4 separate regions of the Homo sapiens genome follow, and all the other regions are linked to region 1. A link is a loop called in an ENCODE intact Hi-C map of the cell type or tissue named here. Cell type or tissue: PC-3. All regions are shown on one strand. Region 1 overlaps LAMB4 (laminin subunit beta 4). Region 2 overlaps LAMB1 (laminin subunit beta 1). Region 3 overlaps LAMB1 (laminin subunit beta 1). Region 4 overlaps LAMB1 (laminin subunit beta 1).

Evidence for each region. Hi-C counts contacts between places; a loop is a spot of excess contacts. Peaks named below come from ENCODE experiments on the same cell type or tissue, not always from the same donor. Only the 100,000 strongest peaks of a DNase experiment are listed, where the experiment ranks them.
Region 2: it touches region 1 in a loop (5-fold over the local background); 3 of 110 quality-filtered maps call a loop at or near these places.
Region 3: it touches region 1 in a loop (4-fold over the local background); 4 of 110 quality-filtered maps call a loop at or near these places.
Region 4: a loop joins it to region 1, with 2.8 times the contacts of the local background. A loop is called at or near these places in 7 of 110 quality-filtered maps.

What each region holds. Positions count from the first base shown.
Region 1 is chr7:108,095,915-108,100,914 of GRCh38, forward strand. LAMB4 (laminin subunit beta 4) reads right to left here. Exons shown (of 34, transcript NM_007356.3): 11 at 2,489-2,668. Among named protein-coding and RNA genes, the nearest start is that of LAMB4, 32 kb to the right of the region's middle. In PC-3, a CTCF peak has its summit at 2,002 (motif pointing left); no DNase peak of the experiment used is centred here.
Region 2 is chr7:107,964,963-107,969,962 of GRCh38, forward strand. The region is part of intron 13 of LAMB1 (laminin subunit beta 1); the gene reads right to left. Among named protein-coding and RNA genes, the nearest start is that of LAMB1, 36 kb to the right of the region's middle. In PC-3, no CTCF peak of the experiment used is centred here; a DNase peak (open chromatin) is centred at 1,949; H3K27ac peaks cover 2,078 bases.
Region 3 is chr7:107,981,014-107,986,013 of GRCh38, forward strand. The region is part of intron 7 of LAMB1 (laminin subunit beta 1); the gene reads right to left. Among named protein-coding and RNA genes, the nearest start is that of LAMB1, 20 kb to the right of the region's middle. In PC-3, a CTCF peak has its summit at 1,966; no DNase peak of the experiment used is centred here; H3K27ac peaks cover 354 bases.
Region 4 is chr7:107,946,642-107,951,641 of GRCh38, forward strand. LAMB1 (laminin subunit beta 1) reads right to left here. Exons shown (of 34, transcript NM_002291.3): 24 at 4,585-4,681. Among named protein-coding and RNA genes, the nearest start is that of LAMB1, 54 kb to the right of the region's middle. RefSeq lists an enhancer at 76-1,806. In PC-3, no CTCF peak of the experiment used is centred here; a DNase peak (open chromatin) is centred at 2,720; H3K4me3 peaks cover 1,247 bases; H3K27ac peaks cover 3,738 bases.

The DNA.
Region 1 (5,000 bases):
ACTAATGAATGGATAAATAAAAGTGGCACCTCTGTACAATAGTATGTTATTCAGCAATAAAAAATAAAGACCGATGTAATCTGCAATATGGATAAAACTTGAAAACATTACTAATTGTACCATCTTAACCATTTTAAGCAGGCAGTTCAATTGTGTTAAGCACATTAACATCGTTGCATAAACAAACTCCAGAACGCTTTTCATCCTACAAAACTGAAACTCTATGCCCTTTATATAATAACTCCCCACTCCTTCTCCCCTCTAATCCCTAGCAACCACCGTGCTGCTTTCGGTCTGATTTTGACTACTCTGGGTACCTCATATAAGTGGAATTATATAGTCTTTGTCTTTTTGTGACTGCCTTCTTTTACTTTGCATAATGTTCTTAAGGATCATCCATGTTGATGGATGTGTCAGAATTTTTTTCCTTTTTAAGGAAGAATAAGATTCCATTGTATGTAAATACCACATTTTGTTTACCCACTCATCCATCAGTGGATACTTGGGTTACTTCCACCTTTTGGCTAGTGTTGCTGTGAACATGGAAATACAAATATCCCTTCAAAGCTCTGCTTTCAATTATTTTGGGTATATATGCAGAAGAGGGGTTTCTTTTGTGGGGGGATGAAAATGATTGTGGTGATGATTACACAACTTCCAATATACTAAAAATTATTGAATTGTTTACAGGGTGAATTGTATGGTATGTAAATTATATTCAATAAAGCTGTTATGGGCTGGGCACAGTGGCTTATGTCTAGAATCCCAGCACTTTGGGAAGGTGAGGCGGAAGGGTTGCTTGGGATCAGGAGTTGAAGACCAGCCTAGGAAACACAGTGAGACTCCGTCTCTCAAAAAAAAAAAAAAAAAAAATTAGATGGCTGTGGTGGCACATGCTTGTAGTTCTAGCTACTTGAATGCTGAGGTGAGAAAATTGCTTGAGTCCAGGAGTTTAAGGCTGCAGTGAGCTATGATTGTGCCACTGTAAGCCAGCCTTGATGACAAAACAAGACTCTGTCTCTCTCAAAAAAAAAAAAAAAAAAAAAAAAAAAAAAAAATTTAAAGCTGGTATACACCCCCACACACCAAAATAATGTTCAGCCTGTTCTTGGAGGACATCATTTTAGTCAGAGAGTCAGAGAAACATGTGGAATGCTGAAAGGTATGATGGGAAATTGGTTTGACTATATAATTCATTATCATGACATTTAATTTTGCCATCAAACTTAAGAAGAGCGTTTTATTACAGAAAGATTCAGACCAATGTTTTCTAAACATGCAAATAATCCACAGTTCCTTATATGGGCAAAAATATGGAGCAGGAGGCTGTGACCAAATGGAAATTATTTACCCAGGGTTTCTGAGGAATCTGTAGCTCTACGGAGGCCCGGAGCAGCTCTAAATTTCTGTGATCCTATAGCTAAGGGTCTGCTCATTTGGCCTTAGAAAACTGCTGAGGTGTTTTTCTATTTCCGCTCCCCCGCTTCCCTGAGCTCTTTAATTATTTTTTCTTTTATCAGAGAACATATGGACCAATATTAGAAGGGGTGTGAGAAGAAAGGGGAAACATAATTTAAAAAATAAAAAGAGGCCGGGCATGGCGGCTCACGCCTGTAATCCCAGCACTTTGGGAGGCCGAGACGGGCGGATCACGAGGTCAGGAGACAGAGACCATCTTGGCTAACACGGTGAAACCCCGTCTCTACTAAAAATACAAAAAATTAGCCGGGCGTGGTGGCAGGCGCCTGTAGTCCCAGCCACTGCACTCCAGCCTGGGTGACAGAGCGAGACTCCGTCTCACAAATAAATAAATAAATAAATAAACAAACCACCACTTGAAAATTGCCTAAGATGACATCAATCTTGCAGAAACACATAATGTAATTTAATGGATTTGTATGTAGAGGTCTAGTGGAAACCAAAAAAACTTTTGCAACTTGGCGTTAAATTTCTTGCCATTTCCCCGTGTTTGTTCCAGTGGGGAAAATGTGAATGCCCCCTGCTGGTCCTTTATGATAAACCCAGCAAACCACAGAGAAAAGTTCTCCACTAACCGCTTAGGATTTACGGGAACCATTATGTTACTTTTTAAAACCCAGAGGTTGGCAGGATTCTTAGGTATTCATGATCATCAATTTTTAGGGCAGACAGAGACAGCCCCAAGCTTTAAAACGCATAGGGGCCGAGGTGGGCGGATCACTTGAGGTCAGGAGTTTGAAACCAGCCTGGCCAACATGGTGAAACCCCGTCTATATTAAAAATACAAAAATTATCTGGGCGTGGTGGTGGTCGCCTGTAATCCCAGCTACTCGGGAGGCTGAGGAAGGAGAATTGCTTGAACCTGGGAGGTGGAGGTTGGAGTGAGCCGAGATTTTGCCACTGTACTCCAGCCTGGGCGACAGAGCGAGACTCCATCTCAAAAACAGACAAACCAACCAACCACATAGGGGTTGATGGACACTCCCCCGACCCCCGATTATGGACTTACGCTGGCAGCCCAGGGGGTCGGTGGCGCTTAGTCCGTAGTGGTTGGGTTTGCACTGGTCGCATTTGGCTCCTTCCACGTTCTCTTTACAAAGGCACTGGCCGGCCACAGACCCTAAGGCAGGATCAGAGTGGCTCACACAAATGCCACCAGATATGGTCCCATCGGGGTCACATTCACAAGCTGGGGACACAGACATTCATTGTTTTAGTTAATTGCAAATTGTGGGAAGCCTGAAATATAAGCACGGCATTTTACTCATGCTATAACTATCTTGCTTTGTTTAAATAATTAAATGTTTAAATAATTAGACCACCTGGCAAGAGCTATTCAGAAATGTCTCCCAGATCTCTAGCCTTGGAAAACGTTGAATAAATCCATGCATATATTTTTAAAAGACTTTTAAATGATTCGAAAGTCAGAGGACCAGAGGAAGACTGCTGTTATGAAAATTAAGACTAGATTATGTTAAGAATAGACTGATTCTTCTGGGGATGATGAGAACGTTTTGGAATTAGGTAGATGGGATGGCTGCACAACATTGTGCTGGTGAACTGTTGTTCATTTAAAAATGGTTAATATTTTATGTTATGTGAATTTCATCTAAAAATAGATTTTAAAAAAGACTCTAAAGGTGAAAATAAGGTCAAAATCTCTGAAACGTGCTTAAAAAGTAAGTCTCTCCTCTATCACAGAAAAATATGTCACAAGGAAAAGTGACATTCTATTTTATTTTTCCTGGAAGAAACACCTGTAAGAAGGAAAGGGAGGGAATAGTGAGAAGTATTCATATCCTTGGTTTTGTTGGGGGGAAATCTGCTGACAGGTCAAGAGCTTGATGGAAGAGATTCTGGAAAATGGGATAAACAGTCACTTGCAGCAAAGGAGCCACAATGGTAGCAACCTTTTTCCTGTTGTTGTTGTAGACATTTGAACAACTCAAGGATGGTGTGTCATATGAAAAAGAATGTTGACAGTTTGAGTTAATTCCAGAGGGTAGAACCAGGAGAGAGTAGAAGTCACAAAAGGTAGCACTTGATTGAGTTTGAGGAAGAACTCTCAAATAGTTAGGGGTGCCCAATACTGCAGCGAACCCCTCATCATCGGAGGTGTCCAGGTAGATGTTGAAACAGCACTTGTGGCTTTGGTATGGATGACAAATGTGTTGTTGGGCATTAGATGACCACCAAGGTCTCTTGTACCTTTGTGGTTCTGTGTTTCCATGGGGTTCCACTTTTAAGGCGTGTAATAAAAATAAAAATATGAATATCCTGATTTTAAGGAACAGTCACATTCACATTTATACATGCTTGCTTTGGATTACTAAAAACAAAACTGTCAAGTCTAAAACCATGTCTATATAACCACCATTTAGGTTAGTGAGTTTAGTGGAAACAATTCAGTCAAACCAGTTGTTTCGCATTATTGAAGCAACTGGTGTTTGCTCTCTGACACAATCTTTCAAATTTCAATGATTTGTTACTTGTTATTGTTTTGTGACTGGTGACTTACTATGAAAAAATAGCATTGAGTTCTGTTTAGTTTGGAAAAGCCACAATTTTCTTCTAATTAAAGCCAGTTGCTTCTAGAAAGAAGGGAACAAACTGGATTCATCTTAATAGTGGCCAAAAGGAAAAAGCTACAATTTCTTTGGGAGACACTCCAAAGAATCAGTATTGAGTTCCAGAGAATAATTTAATTATGCACAGAAGTATCCTTTGGGAAAGAGATGTGGGAAGGGTGGATAGTAAATGTTCTTTGAAATAGCCTTATGTCATGACCTTTAGAAGTCTAATTGAATGTCTTGGTGTCACATAATTCTAGCAAACTTTTATTATCAAGTAGTTGAGTCTACCAAATCTTGGTTTTTCTGTATCAAATTTAATGGCAACTTAATTGTAGAAAACTTAAAATTAGTCAACTCTTATGCCTGGAATCTGCTTATGTAAATATTTAGGTTCAAACAAGGACAACTTAGAGAAAATTTATATGAGAATTCTAATCAATCTTCAAATACACATCATTTGTATATATACACATAAACATTTGTTTAGGTAAACTGGGAGAAACTGGGGTGTCTCATGATAGTAGTTTGTTACAAGCTCCTCATCTACCTTTTATGGAAAAATTCCTTGTTTACAAAGAATGACTTCTTACTTTCATACCAGGAGTACTAGTTTTCTTTCCAAAGCACTATCGAGTTAATACTCAGTGGTTCTTAAGGAACAAGACTTTGATTGATGTGCTCAAAATATTTGGTTTGTTATTTCCAAATCTCTTTCCAGATTCCTAGATTATCTGTTTCAATAATTGTATTTCCCTGATTCTACCCAAGAGAGCAATTTAATCTTCTTTTATAAATACATAGTTTTAAAACAATAAAAGTTATGTGTGTGCATGATTACAGATTGTGGTAAAAACTGTGTGGTAGGATACTTAGGAAATTGCTCTAAAGAAATACATTTTCTGAGAATCTAGTTCTTTATATCAATTTTGAACAGGTCACGTAAGGTAA
Region 2 (5,000 bases), 130 kb before region 1:
AAACCTTCTTGCTTTGGCATGTTACATCTTTTGCTTATTTCCTGAGATTTAGGCTCAAATATCCAGCTCCCTGAAGAACATCTCCAGCTTGGCTGTCCCAGAGCATCCCAAACCAACGGATCTAAGACAGAAGCCCTCAATCCCTCGGATGGTCTCTATCAGGGTGAAGGCACTACCACCTGCTGAGTCAACCAAGTCAGAAATTTAGTCCCCGTTCTTCTCCAGATTCTTTCTTCACACTCCATCAGGAACCAAATTCTGTGATTTTTACTTCTGCATCTTGTGTCTCTCTTCCCCCTTTCCATTGGCTATGCTATGCTAAATATAAGAAATGCGGCTGGGCACGGTGGCTCACGCCTGTAATCTCAGCACTTTGGGAGGCCGAGACAGGCGGATCACCTGAGGTTGGGAGTTCGAGACCAGCCTCACCAACATGGAGAAACCCCATCTCTACTAAAAATACAAAATTAGCTGGGCGTGGTGGCGCAGGCCTGTAATCCCAGATACTTGGGAGGCTGAGGCACGAGAATCGCTTGAACCCGGGAGGCAGAGGTTGAGGTGAGCTGAGATCACGCCATTGCACTCCAGCCTGGGCAACAAGAGTGAAACTTCTGTTCTCAGCTTATGTCCCTTTTATTAGTATCATAATTTTGTATACAATACAAAACTCAAATTACATGTATCCATTTTTACTTCACTTAAAGAAGAGCTGTGGTTTGGAATTGTTACTTTCAACTCATTCTCAAGGTTTGTTCTTTCTTTTTTTCTCATCCCAAAGTTTTAAACAAGGTACCTAAGGCAAGTTGCAACTCACAGGAACACTTTGCACTCACAGGCTTATTAAAAATGTCCCAAGGCCGGGTGCGCAGTGGCTCACGTCTATAATCCCACACTTTGGGAGGCCAAGGCAGGTGGATCACTTGCAGGAGTTTGAGACCAGCCTGGCCAACATGGTGAAACCCCGTCTCTACTGAAAATACAAAAAATTAGCCAGGTGTAGGGGCACACACCTGTAATCTCAGCTACTCGGGAGGCTGAGACAGGAGAATCACTTGAAACCAGGAGGTGGAAGTTGCAGTGAGCCGAGATCATGCCATTGCACTCCAGCCTGGGTGACAGAGTGAGACTTCATCTCAAAATAAATAAATAAATAAATAAAATCCTAAACGACCCTGCCGCAGCATAGCTGAAGTCCTCTTTTTGTGTATCATGTTGTTATCCTACAGGAATAGGAACTCTTTTTATTATTATTATTTTTTTATTTTTGAGATGGAGTCTCGCACTGTCGCCCACGCTGGAGTACAGTGGAACGATCTCGGTTCACTGCAACCTCCGCCTCTTGGGTTCAAGCGATTCTCCCACCTCAGCCTCCTGAGTAGCTGGGACTATAGGCGACTGCCACCATGCCTGGCTAATTTTTGTATTTTTAGTAGAGACAGGGTTTCACCATATTGGCCAGGCTGGTCTCAATCTCCTGACCTCGTGATCCATCTGCTTCGGTCTCCCAAAGTGCTGGGATTACAGGTGTAAGCCACCACGCCCAGCCAGGAATAGGAATTCTTAACGTCCCATAGCCAATTCCCAAGAAAGGAAAGCTTGTTCCAATTAGGACCTAGCCTTCTTTTGGCACAGTCCATGAACAAAAGCTATTTTCAGAAATTCAGGCATCAGACATTACATCATATGGACAAAAGAAAATTCTTTCCTCCCCAGATGTTTACTGAGACAACAAATATCCAAAACATGAACCACCAAAGAAGAAAACAACTAGACCTTCACATGCAACCATTAGAGAACGAGCAAATGAAGGTGAGGACAAAGGCGCCAGCAGGCTCCCGGTGCTGCCTCTATCTGCAGCACAATTCTAAACAAGGAATGGCTCCATGAGAGCTGATCATGTGAAAGGAATTCCCTTAACAGCGGCCCTGCCAATCACAAGTCTGTGTCCACAGGCTTGAATTGTCATCACAGATAGGCATGGCTCTGATTCAACACTGGCTCCTTCAGTGAACTCATTCTTGTGGCTTTCCTATGCAGATGGCCCTCACCCTACAGCTCTCAGCACCCAGCAGGTGGCTGGGCTCTGCTTCTCTATTTCCAGCCATCAATGGGACATTTCCATGGACTGGCCAGCTGTCATCTCTAATTCATCTTGTCCCAAACAGATCATCACCACCCACACTGACTTCTTATCCTCAGCTCTGCTGTTTCTGCCAGTAGATTTAAAATTCTTCTCATGGTATAGGTGAGACATCACCTTCTCTTTCCTTTATCCCAATACTCAGCTTTTACTTCAAAATGTTTCTCAACTTAGCAGCTTCCTCTCATTGTCACTGCCACTGCCACTGCGTCAGTCCAGGATGGCATCACCCCATACCTGTTACTCTAACAATCTCCTAAACTGACCTCTCAAATTCTTCTTCCTCTTCTGCCTAGTCCATCCTGTCTACCACGGGCCAACCGATCTTCCTACAGTGCTGCTTTCATTGTTTCACGAAAACCCACAATTGTTTCTTATGATATCAAGCCATGATGCCTCTGCCTGGCTTTCTGCAGCCTCCATAACCCATCCTCTGAAAACGGCTTCTCTTTCTGGTGCCGACTCTTTGCTTTCCAATGAGCCACACTCCTCATACTCTTCAGCAAATATTTACTGATCAAATATTGGCCCTAGCAGCCTTGCTTCCCAGTGCAGGTATTCTCACATTTTAGTCCATTGTGAACTTTGTTCTGAATGAATCCTTACTTCCTCACTAAGTCTATTATTTCTGGCTAAATGATATACAGAAAGAGAAATAGAAAAAAAAATAGTCCCTGTCTTCAAGAACTTACAGTCTAATTGGGGATAAACAATAAAGAAATTAACCAATGCAACAAATCAAAATGCAGTAAGAACCTATGCATTGATAGAGTTACAAGCAAAGCACTAAGGGAGAAGAAGATATGATTCATCTGATTGAGAAGACTGAGGGAGGCGTCATGAAAGAGGTGTCCTTAAAGCCTGGAGAGGACTTGACAGGCAGAGAGAGGACAGGAATAACAGGAGCAAAGAGGGTGATGGGGGAATGTGGGCAGAGATGGTCAAGATCAGACCAGATCTCGACCTTGCTACAGTCATTCCCATCTCTGTGCCTTTACCCATCTTTTCCCTCCCAGCTCGGAGGCCCTCCCCTGCTCACTAATCGCACCTTTCAAATCTCAGCTTTCAAAACTCAAGCACAAATCCTGGCTTCTTCACAGTGATACCAATGATTTATTACATGTAATTACTCTCTCCTGTGTTCAAGTAAAAATCAAATCTGATAGAAATGGCACATCTTAGATTCTTATGTATTCTCTACAAATTTCTCTGTAAACTAGAGATTCAATTTCATTAAATCAGTAAGGGAGAATAAGGACATAAAATAAATAAGGCCTGTGTGAGGCAGAATAATGGCCCCCAAAGATGTCCACATCCTCATCCCTGTTATCTGTGGGATGTTACCTCATATGGCAAAAGGAACTTTGCAGATGTGATTAAGGGTAAGGACATCAAGATGGAGCGATTATTGGATGATCTGGGTGGGTCCAATCTAATCACATAAATTCTTAAAAGTGGGAGAGGCAGGCAGGGAAGTAAGTAGGTCAGAGAGCTGTGACATAAGAAGGATTTGACCCAGTGGTACCTTTGAAGATGGAGAGAGGGGACCATGAGTCAAGGAATGTGGGCAGCTCTAGAGGACAAGAATAGCCCTTAGATGACAGCCAGCAAAAGAAGGGGAACCTCAGCCTACGACTGCAAGGAGCAGAATCCTGCCAACAACCCAAATTAGCTGGAAACAGATTCTCCTTTAGAGCCTTAGAAAACAATGCAGCCCTACCAACATCGTGATTTTGGTCCACTGAGACTGTATTTGACACATAGAACTGGAAAATAATAAACTTATATTGTTTTAAACAACCAAATTGTGGTAATTTGTTATGGCAGCAATAGAAAACTGATACAGGCTCTATGTTTTCTCAGTGGGTGAAGGCCAAGATTATTTCTTAAAAAAATACATTTATGGCTGGGTGTGGTGGCTCACGCCTGTAATCCCAGCACTTTGGGAGTCCGAGGCGAGCGGATCAAGAGGTCAGGAGATTGAGACCATCCTGGCTAACACGGTGAAACCCCATCTCCACTAAAAATACAAAAAATTAGCCGGGCATGGTGGCAGGTGCCTGTAGTCCCAGCTACTTGGGAGGCTGAGGCGGGAGAATGGCATGAACCTGGGATGCGGAGCTTGCAGTGAGCCAAGATCGCGCCACTGCACTCCAGCCTGGGCGACAGAGCGAGACTCCGTCTCAAAAAAAAAAAAAAAAAATCATAAATATAGAAATTGGCAACATTTAAAAATTCCATTTCATTTAAATGGTGGTGAATAAAGAAAATGGAATTTTAACATTTCCCTATTACTAAGGAATTAGGCAGAAAAATATTAAAGCATAAAAAACATCATTCATAATAACCAACCACAGTGTTCCGTCAGCACCATTCATTTTCTCAGGGTGGCATTCCTCCCCACCCCCAACTAGGACACTTTCTTTTTGGTAAGACCTACGTCCTATAATCCTGTTCTATCACAGTATAGTCATGTGTCACTTAATGACTGGGATATGTTCTGAGAAATGTGTTGTTCGCCAATTTTGTTGTTGTGTGACCATCATAGTGTACTTACACAAACCTAGATGGTATAGCTTACTACACACCCAGGCTGTAGAGTATAGCCTATTGCTCCTAAGCTACAAACCTGTACAGCATATTACTGTATTGAATACCATAGGCAATTGTAACACAATGACAAGAACTTGTGTATTCAACCATATCAAAATGTAGAAAAGCTACAGTAAAAATACAGTATCTTATGGGACCACCGTTGTATGTGTGGTCCATCCTTGACTGAAATGTTATTATGCAGTACATGATTATAATTAACAAAGGGTTAGCTACACCATAGTCATTCAATACAATGATAAAAATA
Region 3 (5,000 bases), 110 kb before region 1:
GTTTCATAAGAATGTCGGCCGGGCGTGGTAGCTCACACCTGTAATTCCAGCACTTTGGGAGGCCAAGGCAGGTGGATCACTTGAGGTCAGGAGTTCGAGACCTGCCTGGCCAACATGGCAAAACCCCATCTCTAAAAAAATACAAAAATTAGACCGGGCGCGGTGGCTCACACCTGTATTCCCAGCATTTTGGGAGGCCGAGGTGGGCGGATCACCTGAGGTCAGGAGTTCAAAACCAGCCTTGACCAACATGGTGAAACCCCATCTCTACTAAAAATACAAAAAGTAGCTGGGCATCATGGCATCCGCCTGTAATCCCAGCTACTAGGGAGACTGAGGCAGGAGAATCGCTTGAACCTGGGAGGTGGAGGTTGCAGTGAGCCGAGATTGTGCCATTGCACTCCAGCCTGAACGACAAGAGCAAAACTGTTTAAAAAAAAAAAAAAAAAATTAGCCAGGTGTGGTGGCAGGCATCTGTAATCCCAGTTACTCTGGAGGTTGAGGCAGGAGAGTTGCCTGAACGACAACAAAAAAGAGTAGCTATTCTGTGATGGGTCTGTTTGCAGAACAGCTATTTAGGAAGAAGTGTGAAAGTGGAGAAATTATAAGAACGCAGCTGCATGACTGCTGGAACCTGCGGGCAGACAGTAATTTGAAGTAGCACAATGCCATCTGCTTCCCACAGCAATTAATGTCAGTTTCAACATGAGAAAATTCCATTCAGGTAGGAAAAGATTTATCAAAGCACTCCAGTTCTCATTGTTATTATAAGATAGTTAGAAACATTTTTGTCTCTATTTTTGGAAGGGAAAATTTGAAATTTCCCACCGCTTAAATGACATCCAAGTTACCAAAATAGTGTTAACGCTATAGAATAACTACAACCTAAGGAGAGAACATTTCAAGTTTTTAAGCAACATTTTGGTCCACAACTTTTTTGTCCCAGTTTTACAAAACGTTTCCACGTTTCTCAATATTATATAGTGACATAAGCATAAATAAGCTTAGTATTAGGATGTGGGGCAAATTATTTTTTCTCAAATACAAGTTACCTCTAAATCAATTTTATCTTTCCCTCTTCTTCCTAGGTCTGCAGACTTCTGCTTATTGTAAATGCTGGGCTACCAATTCATTCTATAGTAACTAGACAAACGAAGAGCCATTCAACCTTCTCCACGGGGTTTTCGTGAGTTACTAAGTTCTTCATGCTGAACTGGATCCCCAGAGATTGATTCATCTGTCTGCACTCTCAAGCTCTGTAGCCTGAAACGGTTCTTTACTGTCATTTATGTCTGTGCATTCTTATAAATTACAACATAAGACAACAGGGTAGTGGCCCAGTACATCAGATATTTTCACAGCCCAAATACAATTTCAAATGCTTTTAATACATGCATAGCTTACAATGAAGCTATAGAAATGGCTGCGGGTAGAAAGGAAAAGTCCATGTGTTAAACTTAGGTTCTTTGTAAAATCAAAAACTAAACAGAGAAACCGTGGTACTCCCCAACTGAATGGCAGTTATGAACGCCAACATTTTCTCCTGCACAAATCCTCCTGCACAAAATGAGCACAAGCGCCTATTGACAAGAGGCCAAACAACAAACTTGAAGAGCAGCTGGAGTATTTAGAAACCCTTGAACTGACCTTTGTGGAAACCCCTCAGTAGAGCAAATATGCTCCCCCCACTCTCTCCTGCCATATTTAAAAAGCGAGCCTCATCTTGACTGCTATTCTAAGTGGCAAATCACTTTTGAAGTGAGTCTCAGGTCTCAACAATAGACAACTAAAGAGATATTGCTCCCTTGATTACAAAGTAAATCAAATGCATGATCAGCTAACATGCATGCTTCCGTAACATAGAAAAAGATTCTCCGATGTCATTTAACCACAAAAGACAAAAGAATCAAAATTATAAAGACAACACATCCTCCAAGTCCCACAAATTTCACCTTAAAGGGAGCAGATGGTTGAGTCCTTTTAGGGACTTAGGGGGTGTCTGTCCCAGAGCCCTTGTGGACGTTTTTCATAACTGCATTTTGAGACATGCAGGAAAGGCCTCATGGCTCACTCAGAAATTGGCACAGAGCTGGACACATCTATTAAATATTTGTTTTACAAGAGAATGAATGAGTAAATTACAGACCAGAGACAGGCTGGGCCACATGTAAAATTAATTTAAATGGGGAAGCAGCATTTTTCTGGCAATATTCCCTGGACTTCTTCCACTCCACTCTTCCTTGCTTCAAGCTTGGAAGTTTTTTGGGGCCTTGGTTAAAAATAGGGCCTTGTGCAGCTGGGAAAGATCAGCAAGAATCAGCCCCGCCTCTACTCAACTGGTTGCACCTTAGTAGCAGGAGAGGCAGGCTCACCTTTCATTCCAACATTTGGAACTAGTCCTGTGCAAAACCCAAACCAAAGCTGATAGTCACAGCAACATCAACAGCAACAAATGTAGCAACAGCTTTGATGTACTGAACACATTTATGATTTATGAACACATTTAAATCCAGGACTTTGTGACTCCAAAGCCCTTTTTTTTTTTTTTTTTTTTTTTGAGACAGAGTCTTGCTCTGTCACCCAGACTGGAGTGCAATGGTGTGATCTCAGCTCACTGCAACCTCTGCCTCCCGGGTTCAAGCGACAGGCACGCACCACCATACCTGGCTAACTTTTCTATTTTTAGTAGAGACGGGGTTTCACCATGTTGGTCAGGATGGTCTCAAACTCCTGACCTCGTGATCCACCCGCCTAGGCCTCTCAAAGTGCTGGGATTACAGGTGTGAGCCACCGCGCCCAGTGAGCCCATTCTTTTAATTACCATACATGCCTCCCAAGAAGATTAAAATGTAATTGTGTAATAAGAGCAGTTGTTGAATGTGGTAAAGAGCTCTGAACTGAGCACCGTAACATATGGATTCAAGATCTGACTGCCATTTAATAGCCATATCACTTTACGTAATAACATCCAACTCTATAAGCTTCAGCTTATTTTTCTATTAAACGGAAATGCAACCCTCATTTTATTGAGTATATTGAGAATGGCAGAGACTTCTGATTTCTCTTCAGTATTCTTTCTTCCCTTGTTCCTTTGACAGTAAGAGCCCTCGCCAAGAGTGTTAGTAGAGCACATGAAACACCTAGAGATGTTTCCCAGTGTCTCCTGCAGTATAGCCACGTGACTAATTCTGGCCAATGAGATGTGAGCAGAAGTGACGTGTGCAACTTCCACATCTCATTTTTTTGTTTTTTTGAGACAGAGTCTTGCTCTGTCACCCAGGCTGGAGTGCAGTGGCACGATCTTGGCTCCCTGCAACCTCCACCTCCTGGGTTCAAGCGATTCTCCTGCCTCAGCCTCCTGAGTAGCTGGGATTACAGGCATATGCCACCATGTCAGCTAATTTTTATATTTTTAGTAGAGACACGGTTTTACCATGTTGGCCAGGCTAGTCTCGAATTCCTGACCTCAAGTGATCCGCCTGCCTTGGCCTCCCAAAGTGCTGGGGATTACGGAGTGAGCCTCCACGCCTGGCCCATGTCTCATCTTTAAATGGAATTTGCTTGCCTCGTCTTCCCTCTTCTCCCGAGTTGAGGTGAGGACATAGTGGTGGTGGTCTAACTCTAACCATGTGAATAAACCTGGAAACATGGATGGCCTTATAACTAGGGTTGCCAGATTTAACAAGTAAATATAAATGACACTCAGTTAAATTTGAATTGCAGATAAACAACTATTTTTTAGGATAAAGTATGTCTCAAATATCACATAGGACATGGTTATACCAACCACAAATATTGCATGAGACACACTTGTACTAGTCACAAATATTATATGGGATATATGGGATATAGTTATGCTAAAAAAAAGAATTATTTATTTGCAAATGTAACTGGGCATCATCCTGTATTTTATCTGGTAAGCTTAATTATGGCAATTGAGCTACACTTCTTCTCTAGAAAACTCTTTGGTGGGTTTTGTAAGAGAGAAAGAAACTTTCACCTTATTTGAACAACTAGATTTGGGGAGACTCTTTGATACAAAAGCCCAATATATACCCTAATATACTGAGCAATAAAATAAGGTATTATGATCAACACAATTACTTGATAACCTATCAATCTTATATCGGATGTATTGTATTTACATCTTATATCAGATGTAAATGTATTCCCTATCAGTGGAGAGTAATTATTGCTAATTTCAAGACCCTCTGGTCAGGTAACACAGAGAAAGAAGGAAAATGAAAAAGGTAGATTTAGCACTGAATATTTAGATTCTGAGTAAGACTTATTCCATGGCTGCTGTTTACCATCAAAACTTTTATTTGGGCCAGGCGCGCTGGTTCACGCCTGTAATCCCAGCACTTTGGGAGGCTGAGGCGGGTGGATCACCTGAGGTCAGGAGTTCGAGACCCAGCCTGGCCAACATGGTGAAAACCCGTCTCTACTAAAAATACAAAAATAAACTAGCTGGGCATGGTGGCGGGCACCTGTAATCCCAGCTACTCGGGAGGCTGAGGCAGGAGAATCACTTGAACCTGGGAGGCAGAGGTTGCAGTGAGCCTAGATCGCGCCACTGCACTCCAGCCTGGGCAATAAGAGTGAAACTCCATCTCAAAAAAACAAAACAAAACAAAACAAACAAACAAAAAATTTTATTTGGGTCAGGCGTGGTGGCTCATGCCTGTAATCCCAGCACTTTGGGAGGCTGAGGTGAGCAGATCACCCGAGGTTGGGAGTTCAAGACTAGCCTGACCAACATGGAGAAACCCCGTCTCTACTAAAAATACAAAATTAGCTGGGCGTGGTGGCACATGCCTGTAATTCCAGCTACTTAGGAGGCTGAGGCAGGAGAATCACTTGAACCCGGGAGGCGGAGGTTGCAATGAGCAGAGATCGCACCATTGCACTCCAGCCTGGGCAACAAGAGCGGAACTCTGTCTCAAAAAACAAAACAAAACAAACAAACAAACTAACAAAAAACACTTTTGTTTGAAAAT
Region 4 (5,000 bases), 150 kb before region 1:
TAATTAGGATTACATAAGACAAGACTTCACTCTACTGACAACAGTATTTATAGTTCTCTAAAGAATCGAATGAAGTCTGATTTTCTGAGTCACAATGGAAATATTAAGGTGGGTGGTTGTGAAAGAAATCCCAACATTAGAAAATACAGGCATTCTAAAGATTAATGTCTGGGCAAAAGAACACACTGTGTTTTTCTACTAAAAAACACAAAATGAGAAACGAGCATGATGGGGAAGTGGCCACTACCCGGACCCTCTTGCCTATGCCCCACATTTACCGTTTGCCTGGGTTTAGAGACACTGCCCTTTTCCAAGAGCCAGAGGCCCCAAATGGAAACTTTACCCTTCCTTTTTGCTATCTATGAATCAACAGAAAGATTCCTCCTGTGACTCTTTGACTCCTGAGGAGGACAATGCAGCGCTCCAGGCTGTTTTCTCCAGCACGTTCATGGTGGGTGGATGAGATTCCCTCTCCATCCCAGCACAGTGGTGGGCTTGTTCAGGCTTGGCACCATCGACCAACAGCCCCAACCCGCCTGGACAATAGGAACATTCAACAATCTGTAAGTTGGAGGCTCAACTCATTTGTCTTTTACATAACTACATTCTTTTTTTCCATAAGGAGAATACTTAGCTAGGACTTAAATCTTTCTATAAGCATATTGTTAGCTAGTTGGCATCAGAAAGTCTAAATTTATGCCCTCTAACAACCAATTCAACTGAAAACATATTTGTCAAGCAATTACATAACTGGAGAAAAGAGCTGATGTTCTTTTTGCATAGTTCCATCTAATTTTGAATGACACCTCTTCTTGTCCCTGCTGATCTCTGGGCCCATCCCTTCAGAAAGCCCCTGTGCTCCTGTTTCTAATCGTGAATGCATTCCAGCACAAACATAACCAAGAGCCTTGTCTGCCTCTGCATCTTGGCCCCTGCCTTCACAGGCCACACTGGTCCTACTCCTGTTGCCACCCTGTCTGCACCAGACCCCATAGCTGGCCATGAATCAATCCCCCATTGTCCACTCAAATCAATTCTCACTCTCTCTGGGTGCTTTGTAGGTTATGAGCTTTCTCCAAAGAGTGCTAAAAGCATTGAGGATCCGACACATTCTCTGTTTGACAGACTGCCTTAAGCACTGTGGGACATTTATTATTATTGGCTCCTGCATACCAAGTGCCTATAGCAATGACCCCATTATGGTGATGACCCAAAATACTCCCCTCCTCCCAAATTTCCAAATGTCCCCACCCCAGCTCAGCCACTGTGGGCACAAAGGAGAGACAGTATCTACTTTAACACCCCAAATAAAGATGCCCCAACATTTTATATCTTCTTCTTCTTTTTTTTTTTTTTTTTTTGAGACAGTCTTGCTCTGTCACCCAGGCTGGAGGGCAGTGGCACGATCTCTGCTCACTCACTGCAACCTCTGCCTCCTGGGTTCAAGCGATTCTCATGCCTCAGCCTCCCAAGTAGCTGGGATTATAGGTGTGCGCCATCTCACCTGATTAATTTTCGTATTTTTAGTAGAGATGGGGTTTCACCATGTTGGTCCGGCTGGTGTCGGACTCCTGACCTCAAGTGATCCGCCCGCCTTGGCCTCCCAAAGTGTTGGGATTACAGGCGTGAACCACCGTGCCCGGCTAACATTTTATAACTTTGAATTGCCAAAGTATGCAATGAGGTCAGTTGCCTTCACCCCAGATTTTAACACTTTGGGGAAAGGGGCTTTCTGGTCTTCCATGAAAAAAACAAAACTAAAGATAAGGTTGGAGAGATGACAATGTAGTGGGAAAACAAGGGGAAAATGAAACACCTGGATCTAGAACCTGGAAGTATCTCTTAGGGTATTTTCACTTATGCTCACTTGGAGCTTCCAATGCTTCCAGAGGGCTTGAAAAATACTTTTTCTTGCTGGTGTGAGCTGACTGGGTATCATTATTAGGGTCACGAATACGAATGATGTATACATATAAATGCAGAGAGGACTGGAAAGATTCCTATCAAGCTGAGTAAAAAGAGGAGTATACTGGGTGAGGAGATGAGAAGGGACTTTGTTTTCTTCTAATACAGGAGTACCAATTGCTTGAAGTGAATGTGGGCAGTCTGGCTCCAGGACCTACACTCTTGGCTATGGGACCTCTTCATCTGTCTGCATCCCTGCTGCCCTCGTGCCACCGGGATTGGCCAGCATAATAGGCAAACCATAAAGCCATGTGATCTTTGTAGTTCCTCCATTAACTAAATTTCTATGATTATCTTACAGAAAAAAAAAGGAAATGCCAAAGGGAGGAGTAAAAAGGAACAGACATATCCAGTTTCAATACATTCTCCTTAAACCAGGTTTCCTTGCAGAATACTTAGTTTCTGTTTTTTATCGGTTGTTTGCTTTTCCTGATGAAAAGTTTCTTACGTAATGAGCTGACCTTTCTTCTGGATGAAAGGAACAAAGAAGTTGGCGAACAATGATGCCATGAATCTCACTCTTTGCAGAGTTTCTAAAACAGGATCTAACTTTTGACCCAAACAAGTTGACAAGGTTTCTATAAGTCACAATTTCCCTGGCAGATTTAGAGGCGAAAGTTTAAAGAAAAGATAAAAGGGTAAGGAGTAAAGTTCTAAGGACCACATGAACAATTCTCTGATTGACTCTGACTCTGGGTAGCAGGCCTTTCCTGCTAACAAAGCTAAGATGGAGCCAAAGGTCAGAAAGCTTTGGCAGAGAAAGCTATTTTGCCAATGACACATGCTGACAGAATCAGGGTATGTGCAACGATAGAGCCATTATCTGGAAAAAATCAAGCCTTGGGGCATTACAAGTTTGAGGAATTTAACAGAGTAGTGATTAGAGCCCTGGAAAAAACAGATTTTAAGCAGAGTTTTACTTTCAAGAGACATCTTGGAGAAACTGGTCCACTGGATTTCAATACCTTCTAATGGAAGAGGGGATGTCAGATCTCATTAAGAACCAAATTTGGAGAATGATGAAAGAAAAGTACCTGTTTATTGACATAGCAAACATTATCCCCACTGTGAAACAAACCTTAATCTAAGAGGTCCATACAAACCCTTCTGGCTAAGCCTCAACTTAAAAAACAAATCATATCTAATTTGTTCTGGTCTTGCCCACTGACCTTTTTCTGCTGTTAAGGAACACATGGGTTTGCACCCTGAAGGAACACAGTTTCTAGGTTCCTGACCTTCTGTAGGAGATATTGAATGAGTTGCCAACTTGAAGATCTGTATTATTTCTTGCTGTAGTTGTGTCCAAAAAAAGAAAACGGTCATTTTAAAAATTTAAGAGTCCTGGCCAGGCACAGTGGCTCACACCTGTAATTCTAGAACTTTGGGAGGCCGAGGCGGGTGAATCATGAGGTCAGGAGTTTGAGACCAGCCTGACCAATATGGTGAAACCCCATCTCTACTAAAAATACAAAAATTAGCCGGGCGTGGTGGCGCTTGCCTGTAACTCCAGTTATTTGGGAGGCTGAGGCAGGAGAATCGCTTGAACCCAGGAGGTGGAGGTTGCAGTAAGCCGAGATTATGCCACTGCATTCCGGCCTAGGTGACAGAGCGAGACTCCGTCTCAAAAAAAAAAAAAATTCAAGAGTCCAACAGAGACCTATAATTTCAGATGTGCAACAAATATACGAAAGAGCACTTAAGAAACTACAGAAAATTTTTATCCATAATGATCAATTAAAAACAGGGAAGAAAATCAAGTAGGAAAGAAAGAATATAAAAACAGAGTTGCAACAGCCTATTCAGTCTTTTCCATATTTTGACTTTAAGATCTGAAAAATAATTTTCCAGGTCAAAAAAACTGCAATACCATAAAAATCAAGCAATCCTGATGATTCACATAATTTTAACAAGTTTTTGTTTGTAAGAAAATGTCATTTCCATCTTTTTTTGTTTGTTTGTTTAATCATAAGCTTAGGTGAAAATCTGGGTTTTATTCACATTAAACTGACTTGGAGCCCCTGACCTTGGAGCCCTTTGTTGTGCACGAAGTCTCCATGACATTGCCCTCCAGTTTTCACTGGTGGGGATGTTATCTTACACACATACGCCAAGAGCTTAAACTGTCAACAGAGTCTAGTTGATCCACTGAATCCAGTGATCTTACTAGGATAACCATTTACCTCTTCTTGTGCCATCAAGGAAGTTGGCCACAAAATACTGTTCAGAGGGGATAAAAAGTCACTTTGCCAAACATAGGGTTCACATGGTCCCACCTTGGTTAAAAGTATTTTAAAAAGCAGCTCTGTGTGTATTTGTGGTGTGTGTGTGTGTGTGTGTGTGTGTGTGTGTGTGTGTGCTTACACACAGAAACAAACTTTACCCCAGGGTGTGAGGCCGGGAGAGTATGCACATCCACTCTTGACTACCTATACTTATGGGCAGGGCTAGATTTGTTAGATTGTTTTTTAAACAATCAGTGTTAATTTATTTTGCAATTAAATACAGGTTCTTATAGACACGTTAATTTGTACTGTGTTTTATAATTTACAGAAGGCTCTTGTAGAACCCCAGTTCCCTCCACTCTCTGATCAAGTCAATGCGAGAACGCCCACAACTCACCTCGGCACTCCACGTCGGGGTCTCCCCAGAAGAGTTCCTGGCACTCGCTGCAGGTGCGGCCTCCAAACCCAGGCATGCACTGGCACTGCCCCGTGAACTGCGGCCAGAACACAGACCTTGGTCAAGCAGGCTTCAGGCCAGAAGCCAGTTGTCATCTTTTTTTTCTAGCTGCCACTTAGAAGTAGGAATGAACTGTTTACCTGAGAAGGTCTCCATTGACTAGGAAAAGGGACTCCCACTTCAATCGTAGGTGTCGAGAGCCCCATGCCAGCATCTAAGTGCTCTTTTGCAACAGGGCTTGGAAAGGTCTGTGGCATGTTATTATTTATTTACATATTTCCTCACTTTTATCCTCACAGATCAGCCACAATCCTGGGCCACCTTTGACTCGCCTGACTTAGGGAGTATGCCCTCCT